Linked DNA regions of Homo sapiens: region 1 is linked to region 2. The links are chromatin loops, found by intact Hi-C in ENCODE. Cell type or tissue: K562. All regions are shown on one strand. Each heading gives the region's core, and the rest is flanking DNA. Links, peaks and the distances in the headings are about the cores only. Region 1 overlaps LOC105372497 (a long non-coding RNA gene). Region 2 overlaps C20orf202 (chromosome 20 open reading frame 202).

Region 1 (8,553 bases), core at 5,908-8,407, 190 kb before region 2:
CCATCCAGCCTGCCACCACTGGACTGTATGTACCGCAGTTCTCCTATCCAGCCCACCACCACTGGACTCTCTCTCCTGTATGTAAGCCCCAAATAAAACCTCATGTCTCATTTGCTGGCTCTAGGTCTCTTCTTTGGCCTCTTGAACCTGATGCCATCCCCATTGGAGTCAGTAAGGGTTTGGCACAACAGGGAGGTAATGAGGTTTAGAAATCATGAATGGGCACGGTGGCTCACTCCTGTGATCCCAGCACTTTGGGAGGCGGAGATGGGAGGATCACCCGAGGTCAGGAGCTCCAGACCAGCCTGACCAACATGGAGAAACCCCGTCTCTACTGGGAATACAAAATTAGCCGGGCATGGTGGCACATGCCTGTGGTCCCAGCTACTCAGAGGCTGAGGTGGGAGAATCGCTTGAAACTGGGAGGCGGAGGTTGCAGTGAGCCAAGATCGCACCATTGCACTCTAGCCTGGGCAACAAGAATGAAACTCCATCTCAAAAAAAAAAAAAAAAAAAAGAAATCATGAGGGTAGGGCCCTCATGATGGGATTAGAGAAAAGAGACAGCAAAGAGCGTGCACTCTCCCTCTCGTTTTTCTCTAGCTCTTCCCATTCTTTATCTCTCACATGTGAGGATACAGCAAGAAGACAGCTGTCTGTAAGCCAGGAAGAGAACCCTCAGCAGAACCCAACCATAGTGGCACTCTGTCTGGCCCCAGTAGCTCTGCTGTTTGCTCTGTACTGTGGAGCCAGTTATAGTTGGAATGTTTGTGTCCCACTCCCCAAATTCATATGTTGAAATTTCTAACCCACAAGGTGATGGTATTAAGAGATAGAGACTTTGGGAGGTAATTAGGTCATGAGGGTAGAGTCCTGATGAATAGGATGAGCTCTTTTTTTTTTTTGAGACGGAGTTTCGCCCTTGTTGCCCAGGCTGGAGTGCAATGGTGCGATCTTGGCTCTCCATAACCTCCGCCTCGTGGGTTCAAGCGATTCTCCTGCCTCAGCCTCCCAAGTAGCTGGGATCACGGGCATGCGCCACCACCTCGGCTAATTTTGTATTTTTAGTAGACTGAGTTTCTCCATGTTGGTCAGGCTGGTCTTGAATTCCCAACCTCAGGTGATCTGCCCACCTCAGCCTCCCAAAGTGCTGGGATTACAGGCGTGAGCCACTGCGCCCAGCAGGATTAGTTCTTTTATAAAAAGAAGCCCAAGAGAGACCTCTCACTCCTTTCATATGTGGGGATGCAGCAAGAAGGCACCATCTATGAGCCAGAAAGCTTGCTCTCACCAGACATGAAATCTGCCTTGATCTTGGACTTCCCAGCCTCCAGAACTCTGAGAAGTAAATTTCTGTTGTTTATGAATCACCCAAGGTATGGTATTTTGTTACAGCAGCCAGAATGGACTAAGACATGTCCATTCCTAAATCAGTCACTGTATTTAAGGGCTTGAGTCACATGACCACTCCTGGAGCTGAGTGTTGCATTAGTTCCACTTGAACATCATGGCCAAGAGTGGAGAAGGAGTGCTTCCCCAAATGAAAACCAAAGTGCTATTACCGGAAAAGACAAATGTCACCAAATGTCCACCATAGAATTTATAAGAGTTTTGGCTACAGTTTCACCCAAGCCTTATGTTTTGTGCAGTACTAGACAGTCCCAGCCACACCCTGATGATACTGACACAGCAAGGCATCTCCCCTCCCCCTCCTGCTGCCCATCAAATTTAGGACCTTCAGAGTTGGCCTCATGTACTCACTTCCACCCACAAGCACAAGAGCTGGTCTAATCCCCATTCCCGCAGGCCTTTTCACTCAATACACAGACTATCCAAAGGTGAAAGCTTCTACTCCTGGAGGTAGTGGCTTCCCTGTCAGTGGAGATATTCAAGCAGAACCTGGGCAGCCCATTGGAAGCTTCTTTGAGGAGAAGATATGGGCATTTAAGTGGAGACCATGTCTCTGATTCCTGGAGCCTCCTAAGACTGTGATAAGGCTCAAATGTATCAACTCCATCTACTGATGAATGTCTGAAATTTCACCATTAGAGACTGTCCCTTAACCAGAATTCTTAAACCCTTTAAGGTATAAAATATACAGTCAAGATACTGTCAGACATTTATACATTTGATACTTCAAATCCAGAAGGTTTTCTCCATTGAGTAAAAGAAGAGAGCCATAGGAGCTCAAAGGGAGAAGAAGGTGGTTGGGAGTTTTGGCAGTTCCACCTTGGGGACCTCAGACCCCATCCATCTCAGCTATGTTTCCAAACTTCAGATTTGCAGAGGCCCTTTCAGAATGCACATTCTGCTTTTGAGGCTGTAGGTGTTTTAGCTTAGAGACACACCTTTGCTGTTGCTCAAACTCTTGGTCTCAAGCAATCTGCCTGCCTCATCCTCCCAAAGTGCAGGGATTACAGGTGTGAACCACCACACTCAGCCAAGATGGAAAGTTGAAGCAAATAAAATAGAACATATAAGGAAGAATAAAGTGGAAATGTTAGAACTAAAAAATAAAATGAGAACAACAAGAACAAATTCCCGGATGGGCTTGTAACCTGCATGGACCTTGGGGAGCTGAACAAAGGGGGCAAACATGGGAATAAAAGACGAAGACAAGAGAGCATATTTGAAAGAAGGGGTCAGGGGGCTCCTTGCTTCTAGTGAACAAGGGCCCTGAGCTTTAGAGCCCTTCGCATTTATTAGGCAAAAGAGATAGTGAGAAGAGGTGATGGTGATTGTTGGTCAGCAGTTTGATTTACAGCAGGCTTGCAAGACTGCATTCTTCAAACGATAGGCTCTGGATGTCCCAGTAGACAACCTCAATGAGCATGGCGCCAGGGAGTGATTGCTCTTGGCAAACCTCCTGGCAGCAGGCGCAGTCGTGGGTTTGCCCACATCCTGCATTCATGATAAACAGTTTGCTGTTTGATCACATAGCCTCCAGTGGAATGCTGAGTTGGTCATGATCCCTTTGGCCTTTTCAGCTCCCAACATTCCCCCATTCTGTTTATGAATTAATTGAAAGAACGTAAGGCCAGGCTGGGCAGCTCTCATTTTCCAATTGGCAGTCCAACGGATTTCACAGACGATGAACAGAAGACAGAGACAAAACAACATTATTCCAAGAACTACATATAAGATGTTAATGTGGGGCCTTAGATAGGTCCAAGGGTTGAGGCTCTCCAGGCCTTGCTGGAATTCGGTCCAGTCTTCTAAAGAAGGCTGAAACTCTTGAGTTTGCCTATGTAAATCAAGAATTTTGTTTTATAATTCACCAATATCAAAGGTGATGTTGGATGTGAAAGCTCCCTGCAAATGAGCTTTCACAAGGTCCCACGGATACTCACTTTGGTTATAATCTAAGTTGGCTACACAAATATGAGTGTGATTAAAATGACAGCACAATTGCTGTTGCAATTGTAACCTTTGCACTTGTTCCCCTAACCATGGGGATTTCAACACTGTCACTTCAGTTTGTAACTCAGTGTTAATTTTATTCTGAAGTAGCCACACTTGGTTGGCTGTACTTGGTTGGCTGTGTCCAGTTCTCTGTGTACTGAGCCATTTGAGCAGAATTATGCAAAGCTACAGAGGACATCACAACAGAAGTTATCAGTGTGACTAAGGAAACAATAGTAAAAATGATCATGCCTAAGGCTCTACGGACACAGTGAGTAAGCTGAGTTAGAAGATGTTTCACAAAGCGTAAAGCAGGGGTGGCAGCCCAAGGCTTGGATGGATGAACAGGAATCCACAGTCCAGGGATGCGACCCAGAATGATCAAAGTAGAGGTATTCTGTGTTTGCAATGTGCTGTGATTAATGCAGTGATATAACTGACAAGATTTACAGGTCAATTGGGTGTTGTTTACCTGGAGCTGGTGCTTTTTAGCTGCCAGAAAGACATAAGGATTAAAAACACAAACCGTGCTGGGCGCAGTGGCTCACACCTGTAATCCAAGCACTTTGGGAGGCCGAGGCGGGCAGATCATGAGGTCAGGAGATTGAGACCATCCTGGCCAACATGGTGAAACCCCATCCCTACTGAAAATACAAAGAATTAGCCAGGCATGGTGGCAGGTGCCTGTAGTCCCAGCTACTCGGGAGGCTGAGGCAGGAGAATGGTGTCAACCCGGGAGGCAGAGTTTGCGGTGAGCCAAGATTGCACCACTGCACTGCAGCCTGGGTGACAGAGAAAGGCTCCACCTCAAAAAAAACAAAACAAAACAAAACAAAAAACCAAAAAAAAAAAAACCCACAAACCATAAATTGAGTGGTGATATTCTTTACAAATGTAACATTAAGACTGTGTCGTGACCCCGGTCGGCCTTCTCCGCATCTTCGCACTCAAGCTCAGCTGGCTCATGGCCTATACTGGAGGGGCCAGGCCCATGGCTGGCCACCCTGGGTTCCTCCAGTCTCCTGTTCCATGGTCACACACACCTTGAGGGCAACCACACAGTTTGTCCATCTCCTGTAAAAACACAAGCATACCCTCTTCCCCATGTCAGTAAAGCCACCAGACCTTTCCATTGTCCTTCTTCTGGGGATTTCCATAACACTTTTGGATACACTTTCCTCTTTTCCTCTAACACTTGCCAATGTCTTTCTGCTGGAGTCTTACCATCCATACCAGGAATCAAAAAATTTAAAGTAAATAAAGCTAAATGTAATTTTGTTTGAGGTGGTAACTGGTCTCCTAATCCCCCTTTTTGTTTATTCAACATACATTGTAATGTTTGATGTACCCGCTCTATAATGCCTTGTCCTCAAGGGATGTAAGGAATTCCTGTTTTATGGGTTATAGCCCAAAGCTGTAAGAAATTTTGAAAAGCATGACTAGTATAAGCGGGTCCATTGTCAGTTTTTAATTGTTTAGGAATCCCCATATGAGCAAATGATGACAGACAATGTGGCCGTACATGACCAGCTGTCTCACCTGTTTGGCATGTAGCAGGCAGCATATGAGAATAAGTGAAACAAATTAAGCAGTTCGGGGTCTAGAGTACTTTTAATTGTAGCAGTTTCTATGCGACTGGTTACATTCACAACATAGGCTGAATCACAGACAATGTTGATAGGATCTGCAGCTGTGAGCTGTAAAACCTGAATGACTGCAATCAACTCTGAGTGTTGAGCTGAAACCCCAGAGGTCATTATTGTTTGAGTATGTTTAGGTCCATAAATAGCTGCATGACCTTTGGAAGAGCCATCAGTAAAATAAGTCTGGCCACCTGGAATAAGCTTGTGATGAGTAATCACAGGAAGAATGAAAGAATGGACTTTATAAAACTGCAAAATTTTGTCTGAGGGATAATGAAATCAAAGGTTTCTGTAGCTGTAGCTGGGAGGCATGCCATTGCCGAACTCAACTTCTGCCTCTGGTTAATTGCCGCGGGGAATCTAAAGAAGAATCTCCCTGCGGGGTTTAACCTGCCTTTCCAGTTACTGATATCGGGTTAGGGTTTCCTTGTAGGGATTTCCCTAAACCTTTCCCACTCTGATATCCCATGTCCTTCAACATTTTAAATCCTGGGTTATCAAAGTTTTCATATGTAAGTCTCATATCCCATGCTGTAAATCTCGATAAACTGATATGGCTATCAATTTATAGCCATAAATTGATAGCTATATTTTCAACATAAGGCTGAAAAGTACATGATTGTCCATCCAGACCAAGACAAGATAAAAATCTCAGCACTCTGTTGAACACTTTTAGCTGCTCCTACTCCCACTAGGGATGTGGCAGTTATTCTGAGAGGCCATGCTGGGGGCCAGTCCTTACTGGATATTACTGACACATCAGCTCTTGTGTCCATAAGCCCATAAAATTTCTTTCCTTTAATTTGTACTACACAGGTGGGCCTACTAGAGGCTATAGATTGTGATAAATAGATTTCTCGTGTAGTTGTGCTCCCAAACCCTTTATTTCCTTGTTTCTCCTTTAGTGGAGAAGGGTATAATTTGCAGGGAATAAGCAATAATTGTGCTATATATTCTCCCAGTTCAAAAACCCAAAGATCTTGTGACATTAAAACTACTTGAATTTCTCCTTCATAATCAGAGTCAACAACTCCTGGGACTACAGTAATGCTTTGCAAGTTAAGGTGGCTTTTGCCTAAAATTAGTCCCCTGTATCCTGCTGGTAAAGGTCCCCAGATGCCAGTGGGAATTTTGATAGGTTTGTCTCCACCAACTAACATTACCTGTTCTCTGACTGGGAGATCTAATCCTGCACTTCTGGGTGTTCCTGGAATGAGGGAATCAATGTTTCTCCTGGGACCCGCCCCTGAAATGGGGTTGTGGTCTGAACTGGGAATGCCCTCATTGTTTGAGGGACCCAGGTCCAGGCCCCCTTCTCGTTTCCCGACAGTGGGGGATGCCATTCTGATGAAATCTTGAGCGGCACTGATTACCCCAGTGATTTCCTTTGTTACAGCGAGGAGAGTCCTGGCATGTTTTCCACTATGGAGGGAGGGGTACTGCATTATAAGATCCTTTCTGTCCTGAGATCTGGCAGCATTCCTTTTTAAAATGTCCAGTTTTTCCACAATTATAACATTTTCCTACTTTAGGGCTTAATCCTTGGCTCCTTTTAGATTTGTCAACTGCTAGATTAGCCATTGCTTGCGCTAACATTGAAGACCCATGAAGCTCAGTTCCTACATCCTGACAAGCTCTGAGAAAAGTTTTTTGTACACCTCACAGGTGCCAGTGCACGTTTACAATCTGCGTTTGCATTCTCAAAAGCTAAAGTTAAGGTTAGCATTTCCGTGGCAGTGGCAAGAGGAATTTGATGCTTCACTGCCTCTTGTAATCTTGCAAGAAACTGCGCGTAGGGTTCCTGTGACCCTTGCATGATATGTAAAAAGGACAGTACTGGGACTCCCTCTTCAGGAATTGTGGCCCAGGTGTGTTTAGCAGCCTGTGCACACTGCTGATAAGCAGCGTCTGGGAGTGCCATTTGACGTTCCAGGTCTGAATAAGGGCCATTACCCAATAGCATATCCTCTGTAATGTCTCCATGTCCAGCAATATGGTTCTGTCTAGCCTGGTCTGCACACAGTTCTTGCCAATTTAAATACCACGTCAGATATGCACTAGCAGACAAGCAAGTTTGAGCCAAGTGTTTTACATCAAAGGGTAGAAGACACATAGCACCAAATGCAGATTCTACCAATCCTAAAGTGAATGGGCTCTGTACCCCATTATTAGCTACACTCGTTACACTTACAGAAATAGGAAAAGTACAAGGTCCTAAGGGCTCCCCTTAGCTATGGCAGCAGAGCATAAAATTCTTTGTATTGGGGTCACTATTTCTGCTACCAAAGGAGGCGGTACAGATGTTTCTGCAACTGGAGGGGGCGGTGTAGGCCAATTTTTATCCTCCCTCTCCATTTTTTATTTTCAATTGGAGCTGTGGGTGGGACAACAGATTCTTTCAGATTTTTTAGACTCAGCCTGCTGTCCAGCAGAATAATAAGGAGATAGCAGAAGAACAGTACGAACTAGACTCCAAGTGGAGAAAACAGAAGAATCAACTTTAGGACCTTTTTGATGAGCCTGTTTTAATCCTTCTCCTGGTCTATCCCAATTTTCCACATCAAGAGTGCCTGCCTGTGGAAACCATGGGTTATGCGTAATAACCTTTTGTGGCTTCTGCAGGAGGTTAGTTAGTGCCTGCGAATTAACCTGAGCTCCAGACTGTCTCAACAGAACTTTAAGCAACTGCACATGATGTTTTTCTTCAATAGACAAATTCTGCTTCATGTTACCCTGATTCAGAAAACTTCCCATTCCAAGTACTTCTTTAGAGCACTGACCTTATATCGTTCCCAGTACCTCTTTAGGGCACTGACCTTCTATCTGCTGCCAGCAGACTCATCCTGGGGTCCCCGTTCATCTTGTCAATTTCAATTCCTCTGCTCCAGCAGAGCTTCTTCATTCACGTCTTCAAAGTCCCTGTGTTCAGATGCCACGTGTCCGACATCCTTGGAGTCCCTGTTCTGGGTCGCCACTTGTCACCTGCACAGACCTTGGGGGACTGAACAAAGGGGGCAAACATGGGAATAAAAGACAAAGACAAGAGAGCATATTTGAAAGAAGGGGTCAGGGGGCTCCTTGCTTCTGGTAAACAGGGGGCCTGAGCTTTAGAGCCCTTCACATTTATTAGGCAAAAGAGATAGCAAGAAGTGGGGGGTGATTGTCGGTTAGCAGTTTGATTTACAGCAGGCTTGCAAGACTGCAGTCTTTGAACAATAGGATCTAGATGTCCCAGTAGATAATCTCAATGAGCATGGCGCCAGGGCCCTCAGCAAACCTCCTGGCGGCAGGCGCAGTTGTGAGTTTGCCCACATCCTGCATTCATGATAAACAGTTTGCTGTTTGATCATATATCCTTCAGTGGAATGCTGAGTTGGTCACAATCCCTTTGGCCTTTTCAGCTCCCAACAGATGGGTACAATAGCAGAATGGAGATTGCAGGGAAACATGCCAGTGATCTCAAAGATAGAAAAATAGAAATTATCCAATCTGAACAACAGAGAAAAAGG
Region 2 (8,553 bases), core at 2,268-4,767:
GCCCGCCTGGATAATATCCAGCCTTCCACAAGAAGCAGGTGAAGCAGAGTGTTCCCTGACTCCTCCAAGGAAAGGAGACTCCCTTTCGCGGTCTGCTAAGTAACGGGTGCCTTCCCAGACACTGGCGTTACCGCTTGACCAAGGAGCCCTCAAGCGGCCCTTATGCGGGCATGACAGAAGGCTCACCTCTTGCCTTCTAGGTCACTTCTTACAATGTCCCTTCAGCACCTGACCCTATACCCACTGGTTATTCCTAGGTTATATTAGTAATGCAGCAAAGAGTAATATTAAAAGCTAATGATTAATAATGTTTATAATAATGATTGGTAATTGTTCATGATCATCTCTATGTCTAATTTGTATTATGACTATTCTTATTCTGACTATTTTCTTTATTATACTGAAATAGTTTGTGCCTTCAGTCTCTTGCCTCGGCACCTAGGTAATCCTCCGCCCACAACCAGCGGGTTTCCCTTTTAAAGCCTTTTAAGCCTTCCTGTTGTTCTTAGAATAACACTGAAACTTCCTCCTAACAACTACAGGGCCCTACATGGTCTCCCCCTTACTTGTAATTCTGGCTTCATTTCACGTGGGTGGATTTACCTTAACAATTAGGAATCTTCAGTTTCAGGACCCTCACTTGCAAGGCCTCCTCCAAAGCCCTGGGAGAAGCACAGCAGTATTTTCCTATGGGTGTGTGTTTTTGTTAAGTTTTCGAAAATAAGATATTTTACCGTAATCTTTGAAGATGGATGTCTCTTTCCACTTTAACTCTCTGTCTGTCACTGTGTGGGTGGCAATGGAGTAGCTGAGGGGTGTGGCTGACGCAGAGCTGAGTTACATGTACATTTAATACAGGTTCAGAGGGATCAATTTATGTGGTTGACAGTCACTTCGATCTATAGTCAAGTCATTGCTATCTATCTTAGTTAGGAATGGCTTCCAGGAACACATCTACGCCCACCATGCTGACTCATCCTGCACTGTGACATGAAGGTACAGGGCCATAAATCGTTTTAATGCATAGCGTCAGGAGTACATATATATTGGATAAGAAACAAAATTTGAAACATACAGAGTCAGAAACTAGTCTATCGAGAATTCTTCCAATCATCAGACATATTAAACTATAAGCAGAGGATTTAATTCTCATCAAAGCCCAGTTAAAGCAGAAGTTCTTTCCTGTCTATCTGTCTACCTGAAATCTATCTGACAACACAACATGTGCAATTATAAATGCACTGCACATTTTTTCTTCATTTCTAATAGGAATTGCGCAAACTAGAAGATATCAGAGTCTGGTGTTCATAGAGCACAAACATGCAGCAGTGCTGTAAACAGCTAGTACATCCATGTGTGAAGCTGCATGTTTATGATCTCATTGTATTGGCTCATGTCTTCTTTGGCCATCTCTGCCTTCCCGATGTCAGGTGTTTACAGATGAACTAGCCTGCAGATCATAACAAAAGTAGTGATTCATTAAGAGAAATAGATACATTTCAAACCAAAGTGTCAGGGAAACAGGAGCATAGGAGAGCCAGGGTTACACCATTTTAAAATTGACTCCATCGTGAAACAAGCAAGACCCATTCCTTGCCAGTCATGACCCATGTTCATAAGACGTTTACAGTTGAGAAAACAACTTAAAGATACCTGCAAGGACGCACTCCTACAACAACGGAAAGTCCAGATGTTCCAGTATCCATAACAATATGTGCTTTCAAGATAATTATAGTTGTCTTGATGGACATTTTTGATTGTAGTCATTTTGTTGGATGTATACATTAAAATGCCAAGGATAACTTTCCTTAAATCAAAAAGTGCTAAATTTTGTCATGCTGTTAGTCCACCAGCATGTAGACAAATCTTAGCCTTTACATAGATAAGTCCCCTCTGTAAGAAAAACTTAGAGATGAGGTATTTCTCCTCTTGCTTTCTGAGGATGCCCTGCTCGGTAACCGAGTAGCTTTCACTAAAACTACTTCTTCTCAGTGCCCTCTGCGACTCTCCTTGAATTCCTTCCCGTGTGAGATCCAAGAACCCTCTCTTGGGGTCTGGATCAAGACCCCCTTTTCTGGCAACAAAAGTAATTAATAGACTTAGATTGTTTGATAATCTAAGTAATTAAAAGGAGTGAATCATATAAATACATTGGGAAAGTTTTAATTTCTCAATTATTTAACATGAAACACTGACATACAGGAAGAAAATGTAAAACTCCTAATACACCCCTACAATAGGGACAGCAACAATAAATTGGCTAATGTACCATCCACTCAAATACCATTTAAAATTAGTCACTTTACAAGAAGGCTTACAGCTTATATATAAGAGGAACATAGAGGCTTCCCCAAAATTGACAATAATCCTAAAAATATACATGGCATTTTTACAATGTTTAAATTGTTTAAAGTACCCACACAAAAAAAATTAATCTTGTAGAGGAGAGACTGAATTATTTCCACAGTCTCTTTGAAGAAAATAAAATAATAAAATTGTTATCATGACTAGATGATCAAAGAAGTTACAGAAAAAAATGTAGAGAAAAATTATTATAGAGCCATATCATGCAGTTAATATTGTGCTACTTTTCTAGATTTTATGTTTTGTGATTTTTGCCAGCTAAAGTTTATTTCATCTCTCATTATAAAAGAAAAAACTCTTTCTAGCCTAATTCTGTATTTCTGACTTTGCATTCTTTCTCTTAGGGTATATGATTGATACCCTAAATCGTATAAACTTCAGGCCCCACAAATCTGGACTTGCTCCATCCTGTTCCCCTGGCTTCCTGGGTTCCAGCCATATTAGATACCCTCTGTGCCCATTGCTTGGGAAAGTGCTGCACACAGGAGTGCCAGAAACATATTGTAAATGAATGAATGAATGACTCAAAAACTGGAATGCTGGACTATTAACTACACAAAAACATAAATTTTGTCTGTTTTATTTGTTGCGACATTCCCACATCCAGAACAGTGCCTGACACACAGCAGGTGCACATTAAGTATTTTTTAAAATGAATCCAAGCCTGGTCAACTGCAGACAATGTTTCTTTCCATTCTCTCCAGTTATTCCCAGTTTGTTACAAAGCACTTTCCAACATCCTCTCCACAGCTCTGAGAGGTGTCATTTTTACTTTAGAGTTAAGGATAAGTGAAGGATCAGAGAAGGAGGCCCCAGATCACTCTGTCAACGGCAGAGCTAAAGTTCAAACGCAGATCTCTGGAGCCAGAAAGCCTCTGGGGCCATGGCCCTCCCAGTAAGATGCGCCACAACGGGAAAGCTGATGGTGAGTGAGCCAGTCCTGCAACCCGGAACGGGCTGATTCACGGAAGGATTGCTCTGTATGGACACTAGGTGGCGGCCACACACAGCGTAATTACCGTAGTCTTCGATGGCGCGCGTACGAAATCTAAACAAGTTTGTCAGAAGCCCAACTTTGAACCCTCAGTTTCATCTGTTTGCAACTGTCCTGCTTTTGCTTCCTTGGGTCACAGTTTTCTCCGCTGTCGAATGGAAATATTAACACGTACTCACTGGTCAGGTCTGTTACAATGCCTGTGCATTGTAGGTGTTCAACAAACATAAGTTCTTCTTCTGACAGCGACCAAGGTAATCTGCAGCTATGTGAGATTCTTCTTAGCCCTGCACATTGGCCAGAGAATGCTTTCCAGAAGGAATGAGAGGGAAATTCCCTCTCCGCATCCTAATCCTTATATGTTACCTTATATGGAAAGAAAGGCAGGTGAAAGTCTTTAGAGATGTGATTAAGTTAAGAATCTTGACATGCGGAGATTATCCTGGGTTATCCAGGTGGGCCCTAAATGCAATCATGTGATTCCTTATAAGAGGTAGACAGAGGGAGATTTAACACTCACAGAGCAAAAGGCTATGAGAAGACAGAGACAGAAACTGAAGTTATGCAGCCTAAGTCAAGGACTGCCAGCAGCCACGAGAAACTGGAAGAGGCAAGGAAGGAATTCTCTCTTAGAGTCAGCAGGGAGTACAGTCTGGCCAACACCTTGATTTTGATCCAGTGAAACTGACCTCAGCCCAGTGAAATAGGAGCTGTCCCCATGACCTGGGGAGGGTTTGGGCAAAACAAAGCAGGGTGGCAGAGACAGGAGAGAACTGGGCCTCAAGATATGCTGGGAGCAGGGATGGGTGTGCATTACTGGGATCACCAGATTCTGTGTCTGCCTACTTACTGGAGAGATAACAGAGGTGTTGTCCTAGAGTTGCCTTCACACACATTAGAGACTGTCTTGCCCCAGACCCTGCCAGAAGGAGGGAGCAGGGATCCTATGAGCCTGACATCACTGCTTCCTCTCTTCATGGCACCACTCCCCCACTGTGGCTGATCAGAAGAGCAACATCATATAATAGTAAGAGCCCTGCTTAGACAGAAGACAGGCCTGAGATTCAATGCCACTGCTGCCATTTACTCATTGTGCTTTTTTGGGGGGCAACTTAGCTCCACTAAACTTCAGTTCCTTCATCCATAAAGTGGAGATTTAATATCACCCTTGCAGAGATGTTGAGTGTGTTCAGTGCACTAAGATCTTTACAGCGCCGTGTGTGGTGCTGGTATTTAGGGCAGATGATTACTAATGATAATGAATAGTTTACATGACACATAGTTGTTGTTAGATGACAAGCACGGTTGTGTTTTCCATGGATTTACTCATTTATTCCTCACAAAAACCCCAGGAGATAGGCAATACTATTATCCCCATTCTACGGATGATAAAATCAAGGCATAGAGAGTTTAATGACTTGCCCAAGGGCACACAATCAGTATATTGTAGAGCTGGGATTTGGACACAGGCAGTGAGGCTCCAGGCTGTACTTACGATCACTAAACTATCCTGACTTTAAAAATGGTAGCTGTTGGCCAGGCGCAGTGGCTCAGGCCTGTAATCCCAGCACTTTGGGAGGCCAAGGCAGGCAGATCACCTGCGGTCGGGAATTCGAAACCAGTCTGACCAACATGGAGAAACCCCGTCTCTACTAAAAATACAAAATCAGCTGGGTGTGGTGGCGCACGCCTGTAATCCCAGCTACCTGGGAGGCAGAGGCAGGAGAATCGCTTAAACACGGGAGGTGGAGGTTGCGGTGAGCTGAGATCATGCCATTGCACACCAGCCTGGGCAACAACAGCGAAACTCCATCTCAAAAAAAAAAAGGTAGCTGTCCATTGCGGCACTATTTACAATAGCAAAGACATGGAACCAACCCAAATGCACATCAATGGAACCAACCCAAATGCACAATAAAGAAAATGTGGTACATATATACAGTGGAGTGCTATGCAACCATAAAATCGAATGAGATCATGTTCTTTGCAGGGACATGGATGAAGCTAGAAGCCATCATCCTCAGCAAACTAACACAGGAACAGAAAACCAAACACTGCATGTTCTCATTCATAACTGGGAGTTGAACAATGAGAACACATGGACACAGGGGAGGGGAACAACATATACCAGAGCCAGTCAGGGGTGGGGGGCAAGGGGAGGGAGAGTATTAGGACAAATAACTAATGCACGCAGGGCTTAAAACCGAGATGACGGGTTGATAGGTGCAGTACACCACCATGGCACATGTATACCTATGTAACAAACCTACATGTTCTGTACTTGTATCCCAGAACTTAAAGTAAAATAAAATAAAATGGTAGCTGTCATTATTAATAATAATTGCTAAGATTTACTGAGCACTGCTTATGTTCCAGGAACATGTTGACTCATTGCATTTGCTCAATAGTCCTATGAGGTAATTTCTGTTATTATCCCCACTTTATAGAAGAACAAACTGAAGCACAGAAAAGTTATGCTATATGCCCAAGGTTAGAGAGCTGATAAGATGCAGATCTGGTATTCAAACCTAGGCAGCCTGATGTCAAAGTCCTCCCTTTTAATTACCTATGTATGATGATCATGATGAGGATGATGATAATGAAGAGGAAAAGGAGAAAGAGGGAGAAGAGACGGAAGAAGAAGGAGGAAGAAGTGGAAGACAAAAATAAACCTCCTTTATACCAATAACCTATGATATGTCCAGGTGTCAAAAGTTAAGCTGACCAATCAGATTCCCTCTCTATAAACTGCGACTTAAAGAAATAGCAGGAGAGTAAAATCTTTAGCAGTGGGAGTGGACCTGAAAAGATGCAGAAAGACTGGAAAGTAAAGCCCAACCCTTGACACAGTGCTGTGAGGAAGCCCAGCCACCTGGAGGGTCATGTATAGGCATTCCATCTTACAGCCTCAGCTGAGGCCAGCATCACCTGCCAGAGGGCAACAAATAAGCCTTTGAGATAAATCGAGCTGCAGCCACCACCTGACTGCAATCATTGGAGAGACCCAAAGCCAAGAACCGCTCAGCTGAGCCCAGAACTATGGGAAACATAATTTACAACAATAATAAATGGCTGTTGCAATAATAAAGGGATTGCTGTGTTTAAGTTTGGAGGCAGTTTGTTACACATCAATATACACCACAACACATGGGCTCTGTAAGGTGTCACAGCTGACCCAGGACTGGAAGCTGGCTCTCATGTAAAGGTGTGAGAGATTAGATCATTTCTAATCAGTCACAGTGTAAGTAAGCCCTGCCTTGCCTGCCCTGACTCACTCTAGGTTTCACATCTTGAACTGTTCTTGCTCCTAAATTTTTAGCTTCTGACCTCATGAATCCTTTTTCCATCTCTGTCCCCTCCTCTCTTCATCCTGGATGCTAGGCTTAGGTGTGCAGTCCTGTTTTTGCTGCCTTAGCAGAGAAAACCCTGGGTTTTCCTGAGACCATGATCCACATGCTCCCTCTGGTGCTCACTGTCCTGCATGGCCATGATTTCCCACCCAGACCTCTAGGACCAACGCTGAAGATGTAATTTCCATCCCAACTCCTTGTCCAGCATCTGGGCTCAGCTTTGGCTTTCTCTGACCTAGGATCAGGAAGTGAACGTTGGTTCCAAATGTAGGGTCTTGGAGAACAACAAATATCCCACCAGAAGGGCAGGTTCTGGAGCTCTAGGTCTATCTTCCCAGATTGGAGATGGAGGGGTTGGCAGGGGTTTTTGGTCTTTGGGCCCAAATGTGGAAATCAGGGAGAGGCAGAGGGTGCTAGTGATTAGCATCGGGCATGGGAGAGCAATGTCATTTCTACTTTGCATGGCCAGGCAGATGTCTCTCAAGATAATAGTGGCTAATCAGCTTGTCCATTTGTAATAGTCATAGTTTCACAAATCAGAACATAATCATGCAGCAATAATAAGGTGCCATTCATTAGCCTTTCCAGTGTAACCAAGAATGGTTACAGTGGCAATTGGTAATAATAGCAAAAAGCTGTGTCAGTCTGGGACAGGTAGGAGACAGAAACCACACCAGTTATTTTAACACAGAAAATTTAATATAAAGAATTGCTAACTAGGTATAAAGTTGTTAACTGGGTGACTGAAAGGTTATAAAAAGAACTTTAAGGTAGGAATTGCAGCAAGCATCTGCCATCTCCAGGGCTGAGGGAACAAAGAAAAGAGGCAGAAACTATCAAACTTTAAAACTTACAGGAGGAATTCCCTGGAGTTTAAATTCAGCTATCTGAGAAAGGAACTCAGCTCAGCTGGGGCTGGTGTCTCTGAGCTCAGGAAAGGGCCAGGTAGGTAAGGCAGGGACCCACACTTCAGGGGAGGAGGGACTGGCATCTGAAGCTGATGTCTCTGAGCTCCTGGAAGGGGCCCCAGGAGTCTGGAACCTGGATCCTGGAGAAGTCTGGTGCTTCATGAAGGAATTGCTGCCTGTTGTGAAGAAACATTGCTGGGAGATGCTCATAGGAACAGGAAGCCCACAGGGAAACAAGAAGAAGGAGCAAGCCCCTTTTCTCTCCTCTAGACTTGTAGTCTAACTCCATGCTGTATATTGGCAAAGCCTAACAAACTCTAACAGGGAGCAGCTGGTAACACCAAAAGGTGCTTTGCAGGGACCCAGCTCCAGCATCACAGAGCAGGTATCATTTATATTACCAAATACAAAAATCACAGGTTGATCTGACTACAAACATTATACTTATAATGCACCCCCTCCACTCTGCCTCTACATGCAATCGATTTACTTTTTCAAAGCCATAAAAACAATGTTCTAGCAACATACAGGTAGATTTTCAAAAACAAAAAGGGCTACCGATCATCAGACCATCTTAACACCATGACTTTTTTATTTTCACCTTTTCTGTTTTAGTCTTTCTTATAGGCAGATACAATTTTTCAGTTATGACTGCAGCACCCCACACAACTGAGTGTCTCTGCTGTATCACAAGCCTGGTTGCCTGCTGTTACGGAGGTTGTTGTCACAAACCCTCATTGAATGAAATGCCATTTTCATATTGATTTCTCCTCTTTGATTCTTTGAACATCTGGATCATATTCCTCAAGACCATTCTAGCTGCAAATGAGGGAAACTGCTCAAATCAGCTTAACCAAAAACAAATTGATGTGTGTGGCTGTGTTGGGGGGTGAAATTGACTGGCTTCGGTCCCTGGAAAGAATGCAGGAGTAACTCA

What was found. A loop is a pair of places that touch in the nucleus more often than their neighbours do. Peaks named below come from ENCODE experiments on the same cell type or tissue, not always from the same donor. Only the 100,000 strongest peaks of a DNase experiment are listed, where the experiment ranks them.
Region 1: it touches region 2 in a loop (3.0-fold over the local background); 11 of 110 quality-filtered maps call a loop at or near these places.

What each region holds. Positions count from the first base shown.
Region 1 is chr20:1,396,703-1,405,255 of GRCh38, reverse strand. It overlaps LOC105372497 (a long non-coding RNA gene), which reads left to right. Exons shown (of 6, transcript XR_937193.3): 6 at 1-110. Among named protein-coding and RNA genes, the nearest start is that of FKBP1A-SDCBP2, 7.8 kb to the right of the region's middle. In K562, for the core only: CTCF peaks have their summits at 6,883 and 7,363; no DNase peak of the experiment used is centred there.
Region 2 is chr20:1,207,912-1,216,464 of GRCh38, reverse strand. It overlaps C20orf202 (chromosome 20 open reading frame 202), which reads right to left. Exons shown (of 2, transcript NM_001394958.1): 2 at 7,389-8,553. Among named protein-coding and RNA genes, the nearest start is that of C20orf202, 8.7 kb to the right of the region's middle. In K562, for the core only: a CTCF peak has its summit at 3,341 (motif pointing right); DNase peaks (open chromatin) are centred at 3,314 and 4,184.